Regions from separate parts of the Homo sapiens genome. Here all the other regions are linked to region 2. Evidence: chromatin loops called from intact Hi-C (ENCODE). Cell type or tissue: B cell. All regions are shown on one strand. Region 1 overlaps PRDM2 (PR/SET domain 2). Region 2 holds the start of LOC105378612 (a long non-coding RNA gene). Region 3 overlaps PRDM2 (PR/SET domain 2).

Region 1 (8,000 bases), 83 kb before region 2:
CACTATCCAGCTTTCAGGTATAAAAACTTCTTGCCGCTATAAACTCTTCTCTCTTAATTTGCTGTGAACAGCGAGGTCAATAGGTTAGAACCTAAAATAAGGGTGAATCAGCACAGAATGAGGCTGTGACGTAGGAGGGAAGAGGGAAAGAAGAGACCCAGTGCTTATTTTGGGCTTACACAGGTGCTCCATAAATCCCCATTGATTAAATGAGTCACCAACTCAGTAGTTCCTCCGCAAGTAGCAGGGAAGTAAACGCCAGCCATGTTCTAAGGAGTGGTACTTACAGTTCCCAAGAGCCCACAGCTTCACAGAGCATGTTTCTATTATCTCACTTGCTCTTGACAACTTTGTGAGGTTAGGTGGCACAAGCATCATCGATATGATGATATTCATTTTTAAGGCTAGGGAAACTTCATCTCAGAAAGGTGACATGAGCTGTCCAAGATCGCACACCTGGTAAACGCCCAGGCATCCCGTCTTTTTCATTCCTTCCACTAAGCCCATTTGTAGAAAGCCACTGTTGTTTCTCCAGGTAAAAGAACTTCAGGTTAAGGCTCTTATGTAACTGAGAGAGCAGGGAAAACACTCTGCTATTATAATCTACACTCTGGAAGAGCATTTGCCAACAGTCATTGCTTACTGCTAACAAGCAAATTCAATTTCTCATTTCTCACCAAAACAAACAGGGGACAGAAATCAAGAAGATGAGAAATACTTCTAAATTTGACCGTTTCTATGCTATTTTATAATTATAATTTTTCTGTGGTTCACATTAAAATAGCCTGAAACACCTGACACTAAAAACCCTCCTTGCTCTCTACCTGAAAGATTAATCTATTCCATCTAAGGAACTTATTTTCCATTTTACAGAGGCTGCTCAGATATGTAAAAAGTGAAGCTCAATTACAAATCTGGGAATCCAAATTAAAGTCCAGTTTAAAATGCTGATGTATATCCATCTTTGGCCCATGGCAAAAATGCACGCTCCAAGGTCGCAGACAATATGAACTGTGTTCTCATAGCACTGCATTCTTTTCCTTCCTAACACATTTGTGTGAGTCATTGCCAATCAATGAATATTTATTGAGGGCCTACTACATGCCAACTGTCTAGGCACTGATCAGCTATTTACTGATTTAACGTTTGTCGGCGCCATAAGAAGAGTCGCCGCTGCTTTTTTGCTCATCACTGTGTGCTACAACCCAGCAGAGTGCCTAGTACACAGCAGGGGCTCAATAAACATTAGATGAATGAATGAATATGGGGAGGGGAGGGGAGGGGAGGAGAGAAGAAAGGTGATGAGGGGAGAGAGAAGGGGCCACTACTTTGTATATAAAGAAATCAGGGCTTTGCTCTACCCAAACACGCCTTATGATCCACCAGCGATCTGATGAATTCTGAAAGGCACCACATGCAATGCACAGCTGTAAGTATAGCAGCTGTCACGCAAAGGAGCTGAGGTCCAGAACTATGAAGAATTCAGCCCTTTGTTTTTCTCTCTGTCTCATAACGAAAATGAAGTCAAGCCCACTGTCAATCTACCTGTCGGCTCTATGTATTCAACATGCGGCTTTCAGCAATACTAAGTTAACACTGCCTCTGAATGACATTTATGTTGATTCACTCTCTGACATCACTGCCTGAAAAGATATTATTTAAATGTTTGAGGTCACACATAAGACCTAAACAGAACTGAGTTAATTAAAAAAAAAAAAAAAGACTCCATTTCAGGTCTTTGCAAGCTATAAATTGGTTTTAACTGAGTATTTAATTTAAAAGTAAAAAAGGTTTGACTCATTACTTAAACTCTCCAAAGTTTAAGTCTTAAAGAGCAAATAGGTCTCTTTAACCAGTAAGCTGTTAAAAACAGACTGTAAGTTCCAACAGAGAGCTCTGCATAAACATAAGTCTTTTAATTAATTAAAACCTAGGATTCTGGGTTATAGGCTGCCCAGAGTAGTACAAAATAATAGGATAATAAGAAATATGAACTATTTAATACGAAACACCAACAGTCTACGCAGGTATAAAAATGCAGCTATTAAGTTCATATATCACTAATAAAACAAAAAGTATATGTTCAAGTTTTTCCCCAAATCCAACCAAGAGAAAAATAAACAGATAAACAAAAAAGCAAAAGAGTAATGACATATGTTCTAAACATGCACACTAAAGTATGCCAAACAGAGAAAAGCGTTAAAGTAAGGTTGCTATTAAACTACAAATCTATTTAAGTACAGGAGTTAGTTATGATTAGTGGCACAGTAAAGAGGGTACTGTCCTCCCCATCTCCAGCCCCCTACAAATAACTTACCCGGAAGGCTGGTAACATTAGTTATAAACAAAATGAATACTAAATAAAGAAACAAGTTGAATTACATAAAAAGTTTTCACTACAAACAGTTAAGCACTAAGCCTAATAGCAATAAAATCCCAGAACTCAGTTAAAAGTTAAAAAAAAAAAAAACTGGGAATTTTCTAGACTCTGATCGTCTGATTCAGGATCAAAAGCATTTAATGCTCTGAAGCAGTGACTACATCACATTCAATAAATAGACAATGCATATTCAGTAATAGGCCTACTAACTGTTTCACGGGGGAATTAATTCTATTTCCATTTTGTGGTGACATACAAAGAATACATACTTGAAAAATCAGAACAGACTTCTTGCCTACATTCCTTAATGCCGATTTTAACATTTTCCCAAATCGAGTTTACGATATGATTTTATTTACAGTATGACTTCCACAACTCACTTTGCAATGTTCTGGATAAAGGATGGACTCGTTCGTTCAGATGACTAAAAAGAAATCTACTTAAGACCTAAGGAGAGCAAAAAAAAAACAAAAAAACAAAAAAACAAAAAACACAAACCTGTATTTGTATCAATAAGAAACTAACCATACTGTGCCTTGGCATATTTTCAAACTGGGATCTATGAACTATTCCCCAATTCACATTAAAATTCTTCATTAAAAAAAAAAGCCCCAACGTGTCAGTATGCCCACTGGAAATATGATACAGCCAACCAAACTATTTTCCTACCCAGAAATTATCCCCTCCCTTTTTAAGTGTGACTACACTTTACCTTTTGTTCGAAATCATCAGAAGTCGTAAAACTATGAGAATTGAGTCAAAACGACAAAACAACACGCTCTCTAACTTCCACATCCCCCTGGGCATCCTTTCGGAAGCCCACCGCACCCGCAGTCTCCCTGCCCTCCCCGCCGCCTCCTGTCTCTGTCTCTCACTGTCTCTGCCTCCCCCACTCCCACACCCCGACTCCGCGACCGACGCGGCCCGCGTCCTGCGCGGCGGGCCCGAGTCTGCGGAGCCGGGGCTGTCAAGCTAGCCGCGAGAAAGCTCGGGCGCCCGCCGTGCGCGCGGCTGCGGAGCGCGGCTTGGGGTGCCAGCGGGGGAACGTCCGGCCCCGGAACGCCGTCCGCGCACTTTCTGCCGCCCAGGAGCTAAGTCACAAGTTAAGAAACAGCCCGAGCGCGCGGCGGCCGTGATTCAGCAGCGGGGCCGGGTCGGCAGGGCGGGAGGGCAGCGATCGCAGGGCCCGAGCGGGACCGCAGGGCGGGAGCGGGGCCGGGGCAGGGCCGAGTCCGGAAAAGGTCACCGAGATGCCGCGGGCGCCGCCGCCCGAGCCCGCGACCCGCCTCGCGGTCGGGCCAGCAGCAGCGAGGGCGGCAGGGCGGCGTCCTGGGCGGGCGTGGCGCCGGGGCCGGGCGGGCGGGCCGGGGGGCTCCTACCTTTCCGGCTCTTGGGGGAGCTCCGCTTGCTCCGGGCGCTGGCTCGCTCTTCCTCAATCGCAGCTGCTATCTCAGGGTTGTCTTCCCCATTGTACCAGACCAGGAGCTCCTCGCCCGGCGCGATTGGCTGCGGGGAGAGAAGAGACAAGCGCCGGGCCAATCAGAGCGGCGGTTGTTGGCGGGGGCGGGGCGCGCACCGGGACGCGGGCGGGAGCGGCGCCGATGGCAAACAGCTGTCGGCGGCGCCGCGCGCACCCGGCCGGCAGGAAGGGCTCCCGGCCCCGTGCGGGCCGCGCCGGCGCCCGGAACCCTCTGCTGGAGGGAGGACCGCACCCGCGGCGTGGGGCGAGGGGCGCGGAAGGCCCGGTGACGGGTAGCGGAGCCCGGGTGCTGTCCCAGTTTCCTGTTTAAAGCCTCACGACGGCCCACGCACGAGAAAAAATAAAACATGGGCCCATTTTGCTCACGAAATCTAAGTCGAGGAGAAATGTAAAGCATAACTGAAAAGCGTGCGGTGTGGAAAGCGGAGTGCTGAAAGACAACGACTAGCGCGCGTTCCAGACCAAGAGCAACTTCAACAGGACAACGAGGAGGAACCACGCGCAAGCACTTACAAATGCGCCGCGGTTTCTATCCCAGAGCCGCCAACGGGAGGCCGCCCGGGGCCACCAACCTGCTCTGGTCCAGGGAGGTCCGTGCCTCGCCCTTCGGACCGGACATCAAACTTCCACATTTTAACTTTTAAATACAGCAGGAAGTATCTCCCATGTATTATGCTCCTAAACCATCACATTCTTAAGCCACGTATGACTGGAAGTAGTGAGGGCCACCATCAAATTGATTCCACCCAGAACAAGATCCCGAAGAAAAGATCCACTGAGTGCAAAGTTCACACCCCTAGAATTTGGGGAAACAGCCTATTGGTTTCTCTCACAACAAATGATCTGTTAAAAAAGTTACAAGGGTATCAATACAAGTAAAATTCTATCTAAAACCCACTGAATAAAATGAGAATCCGTGAGTCCAGCCTCATGTGAATGAATGAAGAAAGGAAGGAATGAACAAGTAAATAAAAAGGAAAGCTCTTCCTTAAAGGAGATCCCAACTAATCAGTAAAAAAGAAATGTTGGAATTAGAAAAGCGCCATTTGGCAATCATCACAGTAATGATTAATTCAGGCAAGAATCATAAATGGATGCTAAAAGTAGGTAAAAGTTTGAGGAGTAACAAAACACATAGCCTCAGAATATCTCCCCATAAAATATTTATTAATTACAAAAGAAAAAAAACAACACTTTTGTAATAAGACATACCAACATCATATGTCTCCTGATACGATGCACAGAAAACAGAGCATCACTTCTGGTAGATTTCTGCCCAAAATGCATACGTCGAATCTAATCATGATGAAACCATAAGAGAAGCTCAAACTCTGGGACATTCTACAAAATAACCAACCAGTTCTCAAAACTGAAAGGTTATAAAAGACAAAGACTAAGGTACCAGCCAAACACATAAGACATAACAACTGAATGTGGAAACGTTTTCTTTTCCTACAAAGACATGATTGGAACAATTGACAGAACCTGAGTAAGGTGTACATATTAGCTAGTAAAATAATGTGTTGCTGTTAGCTTCCTGATTTGGATCATTGCACAATGGTTATCCAAGAGAGTGATCCTTTTTGTTTTTTGTTTCTTTTTTTTTTTTTTTTTTTTGCGGGGAGGGAGATTCCACCTACGGTTTAGAAACAAAATAGTTCCTCACTTCAACATACCTTCTAGTCTAGATAAAGCCCCCAAAAGTGAATATTACTTCGTTTAATTCTCTGCAGAACTCTCACTGTCTACACAGTCCAAATTTAAAAATATTCTAAATTCTTTAAATTAAAACAAGGCAGCTGTTTCCTTGGCTCTCACCCACCCCTAAGAAGGCTAAAATCTGCCTTTTTCTTATTTTTGAACCAATACATGATTTCCCTTCTTGAACCAGTTAAATCTAACCAAAAAACTTACTTTAATATATATTAATAAATTAAAACAGCCATCAAGAACGCCTTTTGGCATTCTGATGAACTAATCTGTTGAAAGAACAGGCTTATGTTAAAGTAAACTGTTTCTAGATTGTGTAAATTCCAAATGTATACTTTCTCTATTTTTTTGTTATAAGTCACATATTGAAGTGGTATCAACTAATATTTGAAATGACTAGAGTTCTCAGAAATATGAAAAGTCTTCAAACCAATGCAAAAAAGAGCATGGGAAGGAGTGAAGACAAATGTATTCCCCATATATTCCCCCACTGAAATGGTATAACCAGAGAACTGGCTAGAAGATACCACCGGACATTTTCAAGATACCTCTAAGAATAAGAGCTTAAGTTTCCCTGTTCACTCCACTGCAGTTGTCAGTGAAGTGCTAACTGAACTAGCAACTTGGTGAAGTTAAATATCCACACAAACTCTACTTGGGAGGGCACTCATGTCCTAAGATATTCTTGTTGCTGCAAAACACACAAAGTAAAAACACACCAGAATCTGTATCACAAATCAAATATAAAATTTCTAGCACTGGTGAAGTGTTAGATCAAGAGGAACACATTCGTTAGCTGCTAAACAGCCTTCAAAATTATTAGCGGGCATAGTGGCTCATGGCTGCAATCCCAGAACTTTGGGAGGCCAAGGCAGGCGAATCGCTTGAGCGCAGGAGTTTGAGACCAGCCTGGGCAACATGGCGAAACTCTGTCTCTACTGAAAATACAAAAATTAGCAAGGCATGGTGGTGTGTGCCTGTAGTCACAGCTATTCAGGAGGCTCAAGTAGGAGAATCACTGGAGCTTGGGAGGTGGAGGCTGCAGTGAGCCAAGATTGTGTCACTGCACTCCAGCCCACAAGACAGAGTGAGACCCTATCTTAAAAAATAAATAAATAAATAAATAAATAAATAAATAAATAAATAAAAACAAGTAGTAGAAAACAAAACAAAAATTATTAGCAACTTGAAATGGTTATATTACGGAGCGATATATGCTTCGCAACTTTATATTAAAACAGCTACACCAATAGACCCTATGAAGAGGAAAAATAATAGTATTTTTTTTAAACCAAGGCTTGTTTTCTTCCATATTATAATATATTGGTTTTTTTCTTCTGTACTGGTTAGCATTTTTAAGTCAAGTTCAGAAGAAAAGAAAAACTACTCCCTTCAACAAAGGAAATATAAATCCACATTAAAAAAATAAAGTCAAAAGACCAAACAACCTCTTTTTAAATATATTTTAATATTAAAAAAATTAACAACAACAAAGATTTTAAACTCTTCCCACTTTCTCTTTGGGTTCAAACAGGTATAAAACCAAGAATCTGCTCCATATTCTCTCCTTTAAACATCAGCATATATAAAATAAAACTTGAAATTTTACCAAACAAATCAGGAAGAAGCAAGAGTTCTAATATTCCTTATACTGGGTAAGGAATATTAGAAAAATGTGTCAGAAATATTAGAAAATTAGAGAAGTATTCCAGAATCACTCAAACACACACAGTACATCCACTCATACCCACCTACGATCCAGTCCCCAGCACGGTCTTTTAAAAAATCATAGGTCAGATCTCGGCCTCAACTCGCCAGTGGGTGAACAGCACTTAAGCCTAAAACTCATCCATCCCTGCAGACCTCAACAGCCTCATCTCCTAAGATTCCTCTCCTCCTCCCTACAGCCACATGGGCTTTTGTTCTATTCCTTTAAAATAAAAAACAAACAAAAGGCTGGGCACGGTGGCTCACGCCTGTAAATCCCAGCATTTTGGGAGGCCGAGGTGGGCAGATCACGAGGTCAGGAGTTCGAGACCACCTGACCAATATGGTGAAACCCCGTCTCTACTAAAAATACAAAATTTAGCTGGGCATGGTGGCATGCGCCCATAGTCCCAGCTACTCAAGAGGCTGGGGCAGAAGAATCGCTTGAACCTGGGAGGCGGAGGTTGCAATGAGCCAAGATCACGCCATTGCACTCCAGCCTGGGCGACAGAGCACAACTCTGTCTCAAAAAAAAAAAAAAAAACCATTAGCTTATTCCTACTCCAAGGTCTTTGCTCCTACCACTCCTCTTCCTGGACTGTTCTTCCAGCAGACCTTTTGCATGGCCAGCTCCTTCCTATCCAAGGAGTGGGGTTCGAACGTCTGTCCTCAGGAAGGCCTTCCCTGACTCACTGGAGACAAAGCAGCCCTCTCCTACCTAGC
Region 2 (8,000 bases):
CTGTCCATCATCAACGAAAGATGTAGGCCTTCTTGATTATTAAAAAGTCAAGAAACAACAGATGCTGCCGAGGCTGTGGAGAAATAGGAATGCTTTTACACTGTTGGTGGGAGTGTAAATTAGTTCAACCATTGTGGAAGACAGTGTGGCGATTCCTCAAGGATCTACAAACAGAAATACCATTTGACCCAGCAATCCCATTACTGGGTATATACCCAAAGGATTATAAATCATTCTACTATAAAGACACATGCCCACATATCTTTATTGCAGCACTATTCACAATAGCAAAGACTTGGAACCAACCCAAATGCCCATCAATGATAGACAGGATAAAGAAAATGTGGCACATATACACCATGGAATACTACACAGTCATAAAAAAGAATGAGTTCATGTCCTCTGCAGGGACATGGATGAAGCTGGAAGCCATCATTCTCAGCAAACTTACACAGGAACAGAAAACCAAACACCACATGTTCTCACTCATAAGTGGGAGTTGAACAATGAGAACACATGGACACAGAGAGGGGAACATCACACACCAGGACCTGTCGGGTGGTGGGGGGCAAGGGGAGGGAGATCATTAGGACAAATACCTAATGCATGTGGGGCTTAAAACCTAGATGATGGGTTGATGGGTGCAGCAAACCACCATGGCACATGTATACCTATGTAACAAACCTGCATGTTCTGCACATGTATCCCAGAACTTAAAGTAAAATTTAAAAATAAATTAAAAAAATAAACTTTATGTGTTAACTAGAAAGCAAAAAACAAAAAGATGGACGCCTTCTTAAAAGAGAAGAGAGTATTATCCTGCTCACTAATATAAACAATTATTATTCTTAATTTTAAAATGCCTCTTTGTGCTTAAATATCAAAGTGCTTTTATATATCAAATAGTAAATCAAATATGAAATCAAACATATATTTATATATCAAATATTAAATATCAAAGCACTATTAAATATCAATAGTGCTTAAGTATCAAAGAACTATAATGAAGTTTAAAATATGTTGACCTAAATGCAGATAGCTGCCTGTACAGCAGAGCTCCACTAAATACCCTACAGATGCAGCTAGTCTGAGAAACACTGATTGAGGTTTTCGTATTGCCACCCTTCTGTCCATGGTGGCTCCACAACATTCCCTCCCGCTCTATATGGAAGTGTGTGTTTTGGACATCGGTATATTCAACTCCTTTTTTCACAAGTCTGGTGAAAAAAACTTTAACCAGATAGAAAAACAATGAGATCGTCACTTATATAATCATATTGGCTCTTTCACTGATTTATGGGCAAGTTTTTGGGGTGCTCTTTAGAGTTGCCTTCTTGAAATTAGCCACAATGCACACTCTCTGCCTTCCCAGAAGGGCATTATAAAGGAAACAGGCCAGGAACAGTGGCAAGTGCCTGTAATCCCAGCTATGTGGGAGGTTGAGGCAGGAGGATCACTTGAGCTTGGAAGTTTGAGACGAGCCTGGGCCACAAAGTGAGACCCCATCTCAAAACAGAAAGAAAAGAATACAGGGTCTACCGAGGAAAGGAACTGGAGCATATGTATAAAAACCTGAGCATGAGGCCGGGCACGGTGGCTCACGCCTGTAATCCCAGCACTTTGGGAGGCCGAGGCAGGCGGATCACGAGGTCAGGAGATCGAGACCATCCTGGCTAACACGGTGAAACCGTGTCTCTACTAAATATACAAAAAATTAGCCGGTGGTGGCACGCGCCTGTAGTCCCAGCTACTTGGGAGGCTGAGGCAGGATGATGGCGTGAACCCTGGAGGCAGAGCTTGCAGTGAGCCGAGATCGCGCCACTGCACTCCAGCCTGGGTGACAGAGCAAGACTCTGTCTCAAAAACACAAAACAAAACAAAAAAAACCTGAGCATGAGTCGGGCGCAGTGGCTCACTCCTATAATCCCAGCACTTTGGGAGGCTGAAGCGGGTGGATCACCAGGTCAGGAGTTAGAGACCAGCCTAACCAACATGGTGAAACCCTGTCTCTACTAAAAATACAAAAATTAGCCAGGTGTGGTGGTGTGTGCCTGTAGTCCCAGCTACTTGGGAGGCTGAGGCAGGAGAATCACTTGAACCCGGGAGGTGGAAATTGCAGTGAGCTGAGATCATGCCACTGCATTCCAGCCTGGGTGATGGAGCGAGACTCTGTCTCAAAAAAACAAAATAAAACAAAACAGAAAAAACCTGAGCATGTTTGTATGCATGAATGCTTTCTGACAGGGCAAACCCAGATTACATATCAATATTTACATTAAAAAAGCAGAAGTATCCTCCAACCCAATGAGAATTTTAAACCTCTTCTTGCTGTCACTCTCATTTGCACTTGAAAAGAGCTGTCAGTCAAAGAACTTTTTTTTTTTCTTACTGGAGAGATGGTTCTCTTGGAAGACTACGTTTTTCTTTTTTAGGCTACAACATACTTCACGACTTAAAAGTGCTCATTTTCTTGAAATCACGTGGGCTTTATTTTTCAAGTCTTGAATTAGACAGATGTTACTCTGGATAAAAATATATCCATGGGGAAAGAATTATTTGCAACTCAGAAATGATAACCTAGTTCGTTTGGTGGCAAGCTAGGGCTGATAAAGTAATCTAATGTATAGGGGGTTTTTTGTTGGGTTTTTTTGGTTTTTTTTGAGACGGAGTCTCACTCTGTTGCTCAGGCTGGAGTGCAGTGGCACGATCTCGGTTCACTGCAACCTCTGCCTCCTGGGTTCAAGCGATTCTCCTGCCTCAGGCTCCCAAGTAGGTGGGACTACAGGCATGTGCCACCACGTTCAGCTAATTCTTGTAATTTTAGTAGAGACGGGGTTTCACCATGTTGGCCAGGCTGGTCACCAACTGCTGACCTCAAGCGATCCACCCGCCTTGGCCTCCCAAAGTGCTGGGATTACAGGTGTGAGCCACCACGCTCGGCTGGCCTAATGTATAGTTTTAAAAACCATAGTTGTTTTGGTTAAAGTAATGCAGAAAGGAGTCCTTTTCCTGACAGCTCAGCTGGTCTTCCAAGTGTGATTGTCAAAATGGTAGGGACTGACTAAAAAACAAACAAACAAACAAAAAGAAAAAAAAAAAACCAAAACTATTCTATGCCATAGTGAAACCTAATGCTGAATTTTTCTCCAAAAAAGAAGAAAGTGAGAACAAGCAAACCCCAGGGCTGCTGGGCCTGTCTGCAAAGGGTGAAAGCAGCAGAGGAGTCTAAATCGAACTGAATTGCAAGATTTCAGTTCTAAGCATGGCACATGTATACATATGTAACTAACCTGCACATTGTGCACATGTACCCTAAAACTTAAAGTATAATAATAATAAATTAAAAAATAAAAAAGTAAAAAAAAAAAAAAAAAGATTTCGGTTCTAAGAGAAGTTCCCCACGCAACTACCCCAACCCTTTCTAGAATGTTGTGTGTTCTCTGCACTGACTCCAGGGTTAACACATATCATGGCTCATTTGTAGACTTGCCATGTTCTTCCTTTTTCTTTGCTTTAACAACAACTGGCAGATACCCTTTCTTTTTATGGGTACTCTTGGCACTCTGGTTCTTAATTTGGTTTGGGGTGACTCTGTCGGTTTCCTTTGGCAGATGGCAGTCACAGGTGGCCTGGAGCCTGGGGCACACGCAGTCCCACCTGGTTCCCTTAAGGACTCCCTGGTTAGTGCTGAGGCCTAATAGCCTTGAACTCTCTGCCTGCATCCCATCTGCTGCGTGCTCTGAGCTCCCTGAGATGGGGCAGCCATGGTAGCTGCTGCTGTCAGCTGTCTTAGAGTTGGGAATTTACAAGGGCTGGTTGTCCCTGCCTCCCCATTACTCTCTTGCTCCTGTTGGTGTCCACATGGTGAAGCGATGCCCTTGCACGCCCACCCCCATTCCTGCTCTTCATTATGGCTGTTGACCAAATTCCCCTTCAGGCACTGGGTCCACATCCAGCCTCCCTTGTCCACACCCACAGCCCTAAGCCCAGGGAACAGCTTGTAACGCTCTCATTTCACTGTTCTTTGAAATAACAAGGTAACTTGGTACAGTGGAAAGACTGCGGTCTTTGAAGTTTGATGGTTTTGTGACCTTAGGCCATTCACCAGCGGTTCCCACTTTGCAAGGTTCCGGTGAGGACCTGGAATAAAGGCTATTCCTGGAACACGAATGGAGAACCCATTTCATAAGCAGTGCTTTCTGTTTGTTAACAGAGGCAGAAATGACATTGACGTAGCCCTCTTCTTTTACTTCTGCTGTGAGGCAGTGACTGTCAGAGCCGTCTTAACTTGATTGCTCCTAGTCCGGAAGGTTCTGTTCCTTTGGGCACAGCAGGGCTGTTTATGTGGAAGAAGGAGCCCTCTGGTGGGCATCAGGAAGAGTTGCAGTTAATTTGCAATTTGCTTGTCTCATTCAAGTGGTTTGCTCTGTTTTTTTAAGACGCACAATCACTGGTTGACCTGGATGCTGCGAGGTTACAAGAGATGAAATATGGAGGAGGCCTTCAGGGAGTTAAGCTATCCAACCCTTTCGTTTTGCTGGGGACCAAAAGATTGCCCGGGACCTCCTTCAGTGCTAAAATCCACCAAGTCTTGGACCAATCTAGACAAATTGGTCCCTTTAGGACTATCCCATTCACTTTGATGCTGGGCAGAAACCAGGCCTCTAAGGGTTGAAGCTCGGGGCTGACGGTTTAAATGGGAGCAAGGGGCTGGGCATGATGGCTCACGCCTGTAATCCCAGCACTTTGGGAGGCCGAGGCGGGTGGATCACCTGAGATCAGGAGTTCGAGACCAGCCTGGCGTAACCCCAACCCTACTAAAAATACAGAAATTATCAGGGTGTGGTGGCAGCTGCCTGTAATCCCAGCTCTCAGGAGGCTGAGGCAGGAGAATCACTTGAACCCGGGAGGTGGAGGTTGCAGTGAGCCGAGATCACACCACTGCCCTTCAGCCTGGGTGACAGAGCATGACTCCGTCTCAAAGTAAATAAATAAAATAAATAAATGGGAGCAAGGATTGAGCAAAGGCTGGAAAGAGAATCAATTTCCTGCAAGGATGGGATGTAAGGGGACCATCAGATTAGAGACATGTATGGGAGGGGAAATGGGGAGCACTGGGTTCTTCAACTGTGTCTAAACTCTGTGATCAAGCTTCCTCTCCATTCCTCTAGGAAGTGGCCTTCATCAAAAGAAAGCCCTATGCTTTCAAATTTATGAACTATTGGCTAATCCGTTTTTCTCTTTTGGCAAGATAATTTCAAGGAGGTTTCTCTCTCCACCAAGGATTTGACGGGTGCGCTGTTACATCCCTTGGGGATGAAAAGGGAAACCCAAGTTGTCCTTTTCTTCCCCTAGTGCTTTGCTGATTTAAAATTAATATTTCCTAACTAATCACTAGAAGAGACTAATGATGGCTTAGTCATCAGGTATGGAACAGGAAGTAAAGAAAAGCACCATGCCCTACAGAAATTGGAGGGAAGACTAAGAACAGGAGACTGCAGTCACCTGGGCTGGAAATTGGCCAGGACCACACAGCTAACTCTTACCACTTAGGTGCAGATGTTTTCATGAGCGGAACACAGCAGCCTTCCAACTTGCTTAGTATCACTTTCCAAATTACTCAAGTGCCACCTTTGTTGCTCCTTGGAAGTTGCCCTTGCAAAGACTTGCCCAGTTCAGTCCCTGCCCAGTGATTCAAAGCTGATCATTTTCCATGGTAAAAAGGTCCTACTATTTACTCCAAGACTTTTGACTCTCCTTTCTATGGTAATGCTGTGCAGAGGAAATTTCTCAGGTTATTATTATAGAACGGTGGTTTTTCAACTGGGGGTGATTTTACTCCCCCTAGCTGCTTCCAGGGATATGTGGCAATGTCTGGAGACATTTTGGTTTTCACAACTTGGTGAGTGCTACTGGCATCACTACCCATAATGGGTAGAGGCCAGGGAGGCTGCTCACCATCTTACATTGACAGGACAGCCCCACAACAAGGAAGTATCCAGCCCCAAATGTCAATCGTGCTGAGGTTGAGAAATCCCGCAGGAAGCCGTGGATCTTTTGATAGGGTTGTGCAATCATCACTACAGTCTAATTTACAATATTTTTATCCCCCTTAGAGAAACTTTTTACTCATTAGTAGTCAGTCCCTATTTCCATATTCTCATCTCCCCCCAGCGCCACCTCTTGGCCCTAAAAAACCACTAATCCACTTTCCATACATTAAAGGATGATACAGTTTCTTACTTCACAGAGTAGTATCATCCCTATTTACAGATAGGGCAACTGAGACCCAGAGAGGTGAATGTCTTACCGCTATTAAAGAGAGGACTCTATTACTCAATCCAAGGCAAGAACAGAGGTCACAACAAACTTTTTCCGTAAAGAGTCAGATAGCGAATATTTTAAGCTTTATGGGCCATATAGTCTCCATTGCAACTACTCATTTCTGCTATTGTAGAGTGAGTGCCGGCATAGACAATATGTAAACAAATTGGTGTGTCTGTGTTCAGATAAAACTTTATGGCCTGTAATCCCAGCACTTTGGGAGGCTGAGGCGGGCAGATCACAAGGTTAGGAGTTCGAGACCAGCCTGACCAAAGAGACCAGCCTGGCCAACATGGTGAAACCCTGTCCCTACTATAAATGCAAAAATTAGCCAGGCATGGTGGTGGGTGCCTGTAACCCCAGCTACTCAGGAGGCTGAGGCAGAATTGCTTGAACCCAGGAGGTGGAAGTTGCAGTGAGGTGAGATTGCACCATTGCACTCCAGCCTGGGCAACAGAGCGAGAATCCAACTCAAACAAAACAAAACAAAAAAACCCACTTTATTTACAAAAACAGTTGAAGGGCCAGATTTGGCCTGCAGGCTCTAGCTTGTCAATCCTGGAATTAAACCATTACAAAAGGCCTCACATTTACTTGGACAACCCCCACCCCTAATTCCTTCTTCTGCTTCCCTAGATCCATCCTCCCAGATGATCGTTACCCTAAAGTTTGTCTTTATCACTCTCTGACTTAAAAAAAAAAATCTGCTTACCTAAGCTGTGTGTTGTCAAAACAATGTGTTATCTTCTTTTACTGGGTTTGAGCTTTCAAAATGTCATCATATGGTGTGTGGTCTTTGGCTTTTAAAAATTCAGTCTTACGTTTCTAACATTTATGGCCATCGTGGATTCATTTTCATCACTGTGTGTAAAATACTTCATGGGGTGAGCATACTACAAGTCTTGTAAACACGCTCTCCTTGATGGACATGTAGGACAGTTTATTTGCCATTATAAACAATTATAAAACAATTCCTCTAGAAGCAGAATTGCTAGGTTAGAGGATTAAAAAGCTATTTATTTATTTATTTTGAGACGGGGTTGCCTAGGCTGGTCTCGAACTCCTGGGCTCAAGCAATCCTCCCACTGAGGCCTCCCAAAATGCTGGGATTACAGGCATGAGACACTGTGCCTGGTTTTTTTTTTTTTTCTTGTAAAAATGCCTGAGACATGTAAATTACACAGAGTCTGGAGTCAGCGTGACTTCCTGGCTAATTTCCACCATTTCTAGCTTTGTCATCTTGGGCAAATTGCTGTGCCTGTTGCTGAATCCTCTTTTCTTTGGGGGGGTGGGGTGCCTATGTGAAATGAAGATAATAATGGTATCCACCTCCTCATGTTGTTGTGAGGATTAAATGAAATAATCCCCGTAAATCTGTTATTAGCACACTGGTAGCACAGTTTAGGAGTTTAAGGAGTTTTTTCCTCACTTTGTATTTGTCACATGACTTCTCCCCACTAGGCTGCGAAGTTAGTAAGGGCAGTGTTAAAAGAAAAACTTCAGCTGAATTAATTTTAAATGAGTTTAATTGAACAATGCATGATTCCCCAATCAGGCAGCCCCCAGAATCACAGCAGATTTAGAGAAACTCCAGGGATGCCCCCTGGTCAGAACAAATTTATAGACAAAGAAAGGGAAGTGCCATACAGAAATCGGCAGTGAGGTACAGAAACAGC
Region 3 (8,000 bases), 59 kb before region 2:
AGCAGGGAATTAGAGCTTAGAGACATTGCTTAAAGGGCTCAAAGCCTGGATCTGAATATCTGTCTGATTCGAGTGCCTATAGTCAGTCCTAATCATCAAGGAGTTTTCACTTAAGATTCTGCTGGAATATCATCTAAGAACCTCTGACCTAAAACTTCCAGATTTCCATGGAAATGTCAGCAGGAGATGGTGCTTAAGGCAGGAATGGTCACTCCCACAAGAAATGTGTAACTTGAGTACAAGTTAGAGATCACATGTATTAAAATTTCTGAAGCGCCCGAGAACATGAAGGACCTCAGCAGAGAAGCCATGGGAAAAAGAAATACCAAAAAATCCTATGTATTTGTTTATCTGTTTTAAGTCAACCCATTATTTTTTGTCTTTTTTTTCTTTTAAATTACTCCTTTATTCCACATCTTGTCCCACTAGACCCATTGGTTTTTCCTTTTGGACTCATACACCCAGCAGAGGAAAGCTTTTTCTGTTATTGTCGTATCCTTCACATTACAAAAAGACCAAACTACAACAGAGCACCTCAGTTCACAGCAGCACAACCCAGACGCTGGGCAGCCCCAGGGCCCTCCCTCCCTTCTTCCCCACAGCCCCGCTGGACTCTCCATGGCCGTGGCTATGGCTGCAAACTGCCTAGAACATTTCTAGAAAATCAATGATTTGAGAAGTAGAAGGTAGATTCATGGGCTGGACTTCTGAAATAGAACCACCCTCTTTTCTTCCTTGGTTCTCCTTCACAGCTCTTACCACAATTTTAAATGCTTATTTGTATAGCTGTGTGTTTACTGTGTGCCTCCTCTGTGAGACTGCAGTGAAGACAGATGGTGTCTATCTTATTCAGTGTTGTGTTCCCCCAGCTTAGCAGTAGATTTCAAATGTTTGTTGTCACTTAAATACTTGAATGAGTACATGGCTCTTTGTAAGCTAACTTAAAGCTTTTTTTAAAAAGGAGGGATAGAAATAAATGAAAGAGCTGGGTCATCTATCAGGAAGTATCTCCTCCACATGTGCCTGAATTTCTTGAAATTGAGGTAGGTATTCTTCTGGATCAATATAAGAATCCTTTTTTAGAAAATGTGGTATGCCATTAATTCCAAGCAACCAATGTACAAGTGAACCTTAGGAACAAAGGAATGTTTTCAAAAAATTCTCTCCCCCACATACTCATAAACTGGGATCTCTTCTTGGTACATATCCTGACAGGATAAGATGTAATATCATATCTAAACAGGTTCATCTTGATTCTTATACTAAAGAATCACAATTTGATCCTGGCACTATTTCCCAGATTGATCTTGTCTAAAATAAGTTGCACCATCTACTCTATTTATTTATTTCTATATTTCCAAATCCCTGCTACAGGCCAGGCAATGTTCTAGGCAGCACGCTTGCCTCAACACGGCATCACTCTGGTAAGAAATAGAGACAAAATTAAACACATACATACAATGGCTGATGCCCTGTAGAAAACTCAAGCACAAAAAAGGGGACACATGCCTTCCGATCAGTGGCGAATGAAAAAAAAGAGGGGAACGCGAGGCGTGGTGGCTCACGCCTGTAATCCCAGCACTTTGGAAGGTCAAGGCGGGCAGATTACCTGAGGTCAGGAGTTCGAGACCAGCCTGGCCAAGATGGTGAAACCCCGTCTCTACTTAAAATACAAAAATTAGCTGGGCGTGGTGGCTCATGCCTGTAATCCCAGCTACTCAGGAGGCTGAAGCAAGAGAATTGCTTGAGCCCGGAAGGTGGAGGTTGCAATGAGCCGAGATCGTGCCACTGCACTCCAGCCTGGCTGACAGACCGTCTCAAAAAAAAAAGGAACACAGTCATGGAGTAGGGATGGAGATGCCTGTTCAGACAGAATGCTGAGGCCTCTCTAGAAGTAGAAAGGGAATCTGTGACAATATTGGGGAAACATGTCAGGAAAAGAAAACAGCCAGGACCAAATCTCAAATTAAGAGGAAACGCAGTATCCAGGCAAAAAGACCCATGTGTCCAGAGCAGAGAAGGTAGGAGAAGCAGCTAGAACTGAGGCAGGAGGGGCAGGCAGGGGTAAGGTCTCTGAGAAACACTCATCGCCATTCGCTTGTCTACCCAGAATAAGCAGAATAGAAGTCATCAAGCAGAGAGCAGAGAGCAGATCGCAAGCTCCGCAAGGCACCCCAGCTGCTGGCGTCTCCCAGTACGCCCTGTCCTTGCTGCCCCTGAATAGAAGTATGTTCCTGTCTCATGGGTTTTTAACACTGATCACTGTGATATGAAAGAAGCTAAAGAACTTCTCTGCTTCCCTATTAGCTGACCTCAATGAGGACTCATTATTTGACTGCTTAATGAAGTACAGTCTTTAAACATGTATCAATGAACAGATCTGGAACAGTATGTATTAAATTTAACATGTTAAATTTAAGTCAATTTAATGTCATTTAGTTATTAACTATTAATTGATCTCATTAATTCGATGTTTCCAACTTCCTACCTCAAACTCAAAGAAAGTCACTACCCGCTTCTCTTCCCCCAATTAATCGCCAAAGCGTCTCTCCTTCATTCAGCCCATCCGTCAGTCATTAACACATACTCCCTGAGTGTCTGCTCAGAGCTAGCACCATGCTAGGACCCCCTCCTCATGAAGCCCACTGGCTAGAGGAAGAACTTCTCTGTTCCTGCTCCCTGAGACAAGAAACCTTGGACAGATTTTGATTCACGAGTTTTGACCTTGCTGGGGAGCCTCTGAAGGGCCCTTCTACTGCTTTCCTGATACATTTTCTCTGACCCAGGATGACCTTTCCATGCTGGACGGGGTGAGGAGCTTAGGGAATATAACATTTATTCCATCCTCTGAGCCAAGATCTGTGCTAAGCACTTTACATGCATTACCTCATTTAATCATCACAACAGTAACAATCACAACTAACACAGATGGAGCGTTCAAGATGTGTCAGATACAACTGTGAGCACTTATCACCTCATTTAATCTGCACACTACCAATTGCTATAGGCACTTCTATGATCTCCACGTTACAGATGAAACTAAACTTTGCCCATAGTCCCAGCCAGCAGGTGGCAGAGCTAGGTAATTTCAATCCAGACAATCTCGCTTCAGGGTCTGGATTCTCAAATACTATGCCACAGAGCAGCCCTGCTGAGTAACTTTCCCAAGCTACATAGTTTTGAAGTAGTGGAGCCAAGATAAAATCCAGACAGATTCCAGAGTCTACATTCTAACCACCAACCCAGTGGGGTCTCATACCTCACAGTCCGTGGACACCTGAGAATTCCCTTTCTGGGGCCCACAAGGTCAGAGCTATTGCTATAACAACACTAAGATGTTGTCTGCCTTTTTCACTCTCAGATGTGTAGAGTGGAGTTTTCTGGAGGCTATCATGTGTGAAAATGTCATCATTCTGGTGGCTTATGAAATGTGTGATTGTTTAATCTTATGTTTTAAATTTTTCTGATTTATGAATAAGGCCTGTAGTCTAACTAGCATTATTATACCAAATCAATTTCCTAGCTTTCATATTGTACTAAAGCTTTGTAAGATGTTACTGCTAGAAAAGGCTGGGTAAAGAGTACACAGGACTTGGGCCGGGCGCAGTGGCTCATGCCTGTAATCCCAGCACTTTGGGAGGCCGAGGCAGGCAGATCACTTGAGGTCAGGAGTTCAAGACCAACCTGGCCAACATGGTAAAAACCTATCTCTACTAAAAAAACAAAAACTAGCTGGGCGTGGTGGCGCACACCTGTAATCCCAGCTACTCAGGAGGCTAAGGCAGGTGAATCACTTGAACCCGGGAGGCGGAAGTTGCAGTGAGCCGAGGTTATGCCACTGCACTCCAGCCCGGGGGATAGAGCAAGACTCCTTCTCAAAAATAAATAGAGTACATAGGACTCTCTACACTATTCTTATAACTTCATGTGGATCTATAACTATTTCAAAATACTTTGTTATAATTTCCAATATGGTAAACATCCATAGATACAACAAACATCATCAAAAAGCTCAAGCTGCTACTGCACTAAGACCGCCTCCAGTCTTCCATCGTACCTCCCCTCTCAGGGCTAAGAAGACAGGACCGACTCCTAGAGACCAAACCTACAAGAGTGGAGGGAGGCAGGGGGGCTTAATCCAAACATTCATGTCCTACGTTCTCCCCTTCCTGGGCACCTCCCCCACTTCCTGAGTACAACTGTTAACATTAAAAACTACAAGCGTTACAACTATAAGCTTTCTCCCCTCTTCCTCCTCCTTCCTTTTTCTCCCTTTATGCCCTGCAATATCTTTTTCTTCCATACTTTGTTTTATACATTTTCCCTTAAAAATAAGCCATGAACTTTGGGAGGTTGAGATGGGTGGATCACGAGGTCAGGAGATCGAGACCATCCTGGCCAACATGGTGAAACCCCGTCTCTACTAAAAATACAAAAATTAGCTGAGTATGGTGGTGCCTGCCTGTAGTCTCAGCTACTCGGGAGGCTGAGGCAGGAGAATCGCTTGAACCTGAGAGGCGGAGGTTGCAGTGAGCCGAGATCGTGCCACTGCACTCCAGCCTGGGGACAGAGTGAGCCTGTCTCAAAAAAAAAAAAAAAAAAGCCATGAAAAGGAATTTCTATAACTTTCTACATCAATGTACATGTGAAAAGAGTGTGAGCAGTGTCAAGTATGCAAAGTTAGGGACAAAACATGGCTGTGACATTTGCTTTCCCCAAACAGGCACAAGAGTCTTTATCATTTGAAGGGTTTCACTGCTAATCTCTAAAGGAGAAAAAGCAAAATATACCAGAATAAACTGAGATAAGTTGCAATGGCTTCAGAGTATTAATAAACACAACAACTTACTGTCAATGCCCGTTTAGGCTCCTGCAGGGAATGGAGAAAAAAGCAGAAGAAAAGTTCCCAATACTTTAAACCCCAGGGTGGTGAAGCTGAGACCCCAGCAAGGTGAGGTTACCAAAAGGGGCCAATTTGCATTTGTATTCCAGGCCTGGGCTCTACCCAGAGAACACTTTAGCCTCCTAGAAGCTAGTCCCCACTATCCTAACCTAGTAGGATTTCCCCTATGGCTCTGTTACAACACTCTCCACAACTTGCAACAGTGTGCCCTGTGTATTGTGAAAGCCCTTCCTGGTTGGCTTGGTTAATCACCTCTCCAGAGAGGCAAGTTTAGGGCTGTAGACAGGCAGGCTGTGCTTACTCGCCTCGATACAGCCTGGCACAGAGTGCCCAGCTCAGAGCAGTGGTCACTGCGAACGGGCAAACAAATGCCTGGCAATCAACTGCCCAGAGGTCTGGGCACAGAGAGATGGCTGTAAGAGCAGTACAGCCCCAGCTGGCCATGGAGTCCATGGAAGTGGATGAGAATCCTCGATGGAAAGCAGAGGAGAGAACAGCCGAAAACAAAGCCCTCAGAATGCCCTTATCAAAGAATGAAACGGAAGAAGAAGCACAGCAAATGAGTCCCAGTCCTAGAAGTCATCGCAGAGCCAAAGAGGCACCAAGCACATGGCATCACCAAAGCTGGGGAAGACTCCAGGAAGTGAGGGTGGTCAACAGAGCCAAACCCTGCTGCTGATCCTTCAAAATCTGTCACGTCCAATTCCTTTCTCCAGTTCCCATTGCCACTGACATCTTCCAACCTGAAGTTATTCAGGAATCTCCAATCATCCTGCACATATTAGCAGCAAGTGTCCATGTGCTGGAGCAGCGCTACCTGGGGAACGCAGCAACCAAGAGAAGGGGCAGGTCCTGCCCACCTGCACCCCAAGCTAATGTGGCAGACTAGGGGTGTTCAACGTCTCAGTGACCTAAAGAGTGATGTAGGAGAGATAAGGAGGGGACAGTGCAGTGCTTTAGTTAGGATGGCAGGGGGAGGCCTCTCAGAGAAGATGTCACACAGGGACTTGGACTTGAGAGATGAAAATGAGTCATGTATTAAGAACTGAGCAGTCCAGGCAAACATGCCAAGGAGAGAAGGGGCCTGGGCTGTTCAGGAATAAAAAGAGGCCACCGCGGCTGCACCAGAATAGAGACGGGAAGAAAGCAGAGGCAGCCACCACTGGAACATGCAAAACCAAGGCAGGGCAAAGAGCTGGACTCAATTCAGAGAGCGGTGGGATGACACAAGAGGGTTTGGGCAGGAGAGTGACGAGATGGGGTGAGGCTTTCTGGCATCTAGGCTACTCTACATTCAACTTCTCTGAACCTTTTGTCTTCTTGAATAAGCAGTCTACAAAGTATCTGATTCAAAACGCTTTTTAAACTTTCTAAATAAAATCTAGTCATTGGTCTGCTGGCTTTAGAGACTGTCAACGTTCAAGAGAAGCAAAGAAAATAAGTCACCTGAGGGCTCATCCCCTCCTCTTGTCCAGAAGATTCTAATACAGAATGGGAATGGGTGAGGGTGGGGACAGGGGATTGGTAAGCAGGAGAAGGAGCTTTCTACTGCCTCCCACTGAGGCTGTTACTGGTGAGACTGAGTTTTAACTTCTCAAACTATCTTCATCCAAAGCAACAAACTGTGGGCTACAGCCTTTCATCTCAGATGGGGTTTGTTCGGTCTACCCATGGATTTAAAAAAAAAAATTCTATTGGAAGAAATCACAGAAAAATCCCCATTTTACTCTTACAGGTCATCCCTGGCCCCTACAGGCATCTGGGTTCCTGGCACACCCTCTGGCCCCTCCTACCCTCACCACATTAGGTCCCCTTGCTACTCTGGGCCTTTCTCAATTTAGACTTTCACCTGGCCCTCAATTCTTCTGACGATCAATATCCTCCACATCCTTCCAGGTCAAGTTCAAATCCCAGCTCCTCCACGAAAACATTCCCAACAACTCGCAACGACCGCTGGCTTTTCTGATTTCCCAGATGGTGAGCTGCATGTTCTGTAAGGCCTATGGAGAATGGTCCCATAGGGAGGAAAACGTTGGCGAGGAAATCAATCAGGAGCTTTCTGTAATAGCCCAGAGAAGGGATGTTTGGGTCTGAATTCAAGCAGTAATAGTAATTAAACTATTTTACAGGACAGAATCAGGACATGGTTACCGGCTGAAAAATAACAGTAATAAATAATAATTTACGGTGTTTCCTATGTCAGGCACTAGCCTAAGGGCTTTACATCTATAAACTCATTTACTATTGACTGCAACCACACGGGGTAGGCACCATTACTGTCCCCATTTAACAGATAAGAAAGTGAACACAAATAAGCCGAGGACTTGCCCAAGGTCACACAGCTGGAATGACATTGCCAGAACTGACCAAGGAGAGTGAGTTAGAGGGCATCAAAGGAGAGGCAGAGAAAAACAGTCCCACAGCTTTTTTCTCTGCCGAAGTGTTACTATCCTAACATAAGAGGAAAGGCTTCTTGCCACAAGCTCATTCCACTGACTTAAGGAAATGCTATTCAGGTTGTTAATTTTTTTTTGAATTTCACAAATAATATTTTCATTCAGAAAGACAAGGTCCCAGATTTTCTAAAATTTGCTAATTTATCTAGTAGAATACATGATTCAAAATGAGATTTCAAGGGCTACCACTATTCATTCAACATGCTAATTTCCTAAACTACACATTTATTAGTTGAGGTTTAAGTCAAAACAGATAGCAACCACCTTACTTAGAAGTCTTTTTTTAAAGTGAAAAAATCAGATTCATATTTATAATTATCTATAAAAAATATACTTCTATATTAATAATATGATAAAACAGTGAAAGTGGTTTCAACTTTTTATATCATATATATTTTTAGAATTAGAAAAAAGGGGGAGAGATAACTAAGATGAAAGATAGAAAGCCATCCCAGGGTTTCGCTAACTCTTTGGAATTAAGATTATGAATAGACATATCTACATGGTCAGATGGTCTCCCATAAAACAGCTCCCGTAAAGAAATGAACTACTGATACATGCAACAATATGGCTGAATCTCAGAAACAGTATAAAGACCAAAATGAGACAAACAGCAAAGGGCAAGGACTATATGTATTCCA

The links. Peaks named below come from ENCODE experiments on the same cell type or tissue, not always from the same donor. Only the 100,000 strongest peaks of a DNase experiment are listed, where the experiment ranks them.
Region 1: a loop joins it to region 2, with 8 times the contacts of the local background. A loop is called at or near these places in 5 of 110 quality-filtered maps.
Region 3: it touches region 2 in a loop (10-fold over the local background); 29 of 110 quality-filtered maps call a loop at or near these places.

The regions. Positions count from the first base shown.
Region 1 is chr1:13,745,247-13,753,246 of GRCh38, reverse strand. PRDM2 (PR/SET domain 2) reads right to left here. Exons shown (of 10, transcript NM_001393986.1): 6 at 3,760-3,886. Among named protein-coding and RNA genes, the nearest start is that of PRDM2, 49 kb to the right of the region's middle. RefSeq lists an enhancer at 3,129-3,178 and silencers at 3,429-3,738, 3,689-3,907, 3,809-4,198. In B cell, a CTCF peak has its summit at 4,074 (motif pointing left); a DNase peak (open chromatin) is centred at 3,926; H3K4me3 peaks cover 2,808 bases; H3K27ac peaks cover 3,263 bases.
Region 2 is chr1:13,662,214-13,670,213 of GRCh38, reverse strand. It overlaps LOC105378612 (a long non-coding RNA gene), which reads right to left and starts at 20. Exons shown (of 3, transcript XR_946968.2): 1 at 1-20. In B cell, CTCF peaks have their summits at 4,154 and 4,357 (motif pointing left); DNase peaks (open chromatin) are centred at 2,303 and 4,313; H3K4me3 peaks cover 1,463 bases; H3K27ac peaks cover 3,322 bases.
Region 3 is chr1:13,721,100-13,729,099 of GRCh38, reverse strand. The region is part of intron 2 of PRDM2 (PR/SET domain 2); the gene reads right to left. Among named protein-coding and RNA genes, the nearest start is that of PRDM2, 25 kb to the right of the region's middle. In B cell, CTCF peaks have their summits at 2,854 and 3,053 (motif pointing right); DNase peaks (open chromatin) are centred at 769, 2,196, 2,566 and 3,079; H3K4me3 peaks cover 1,112 bases; H3K27ac peaks cover 7,574 bases.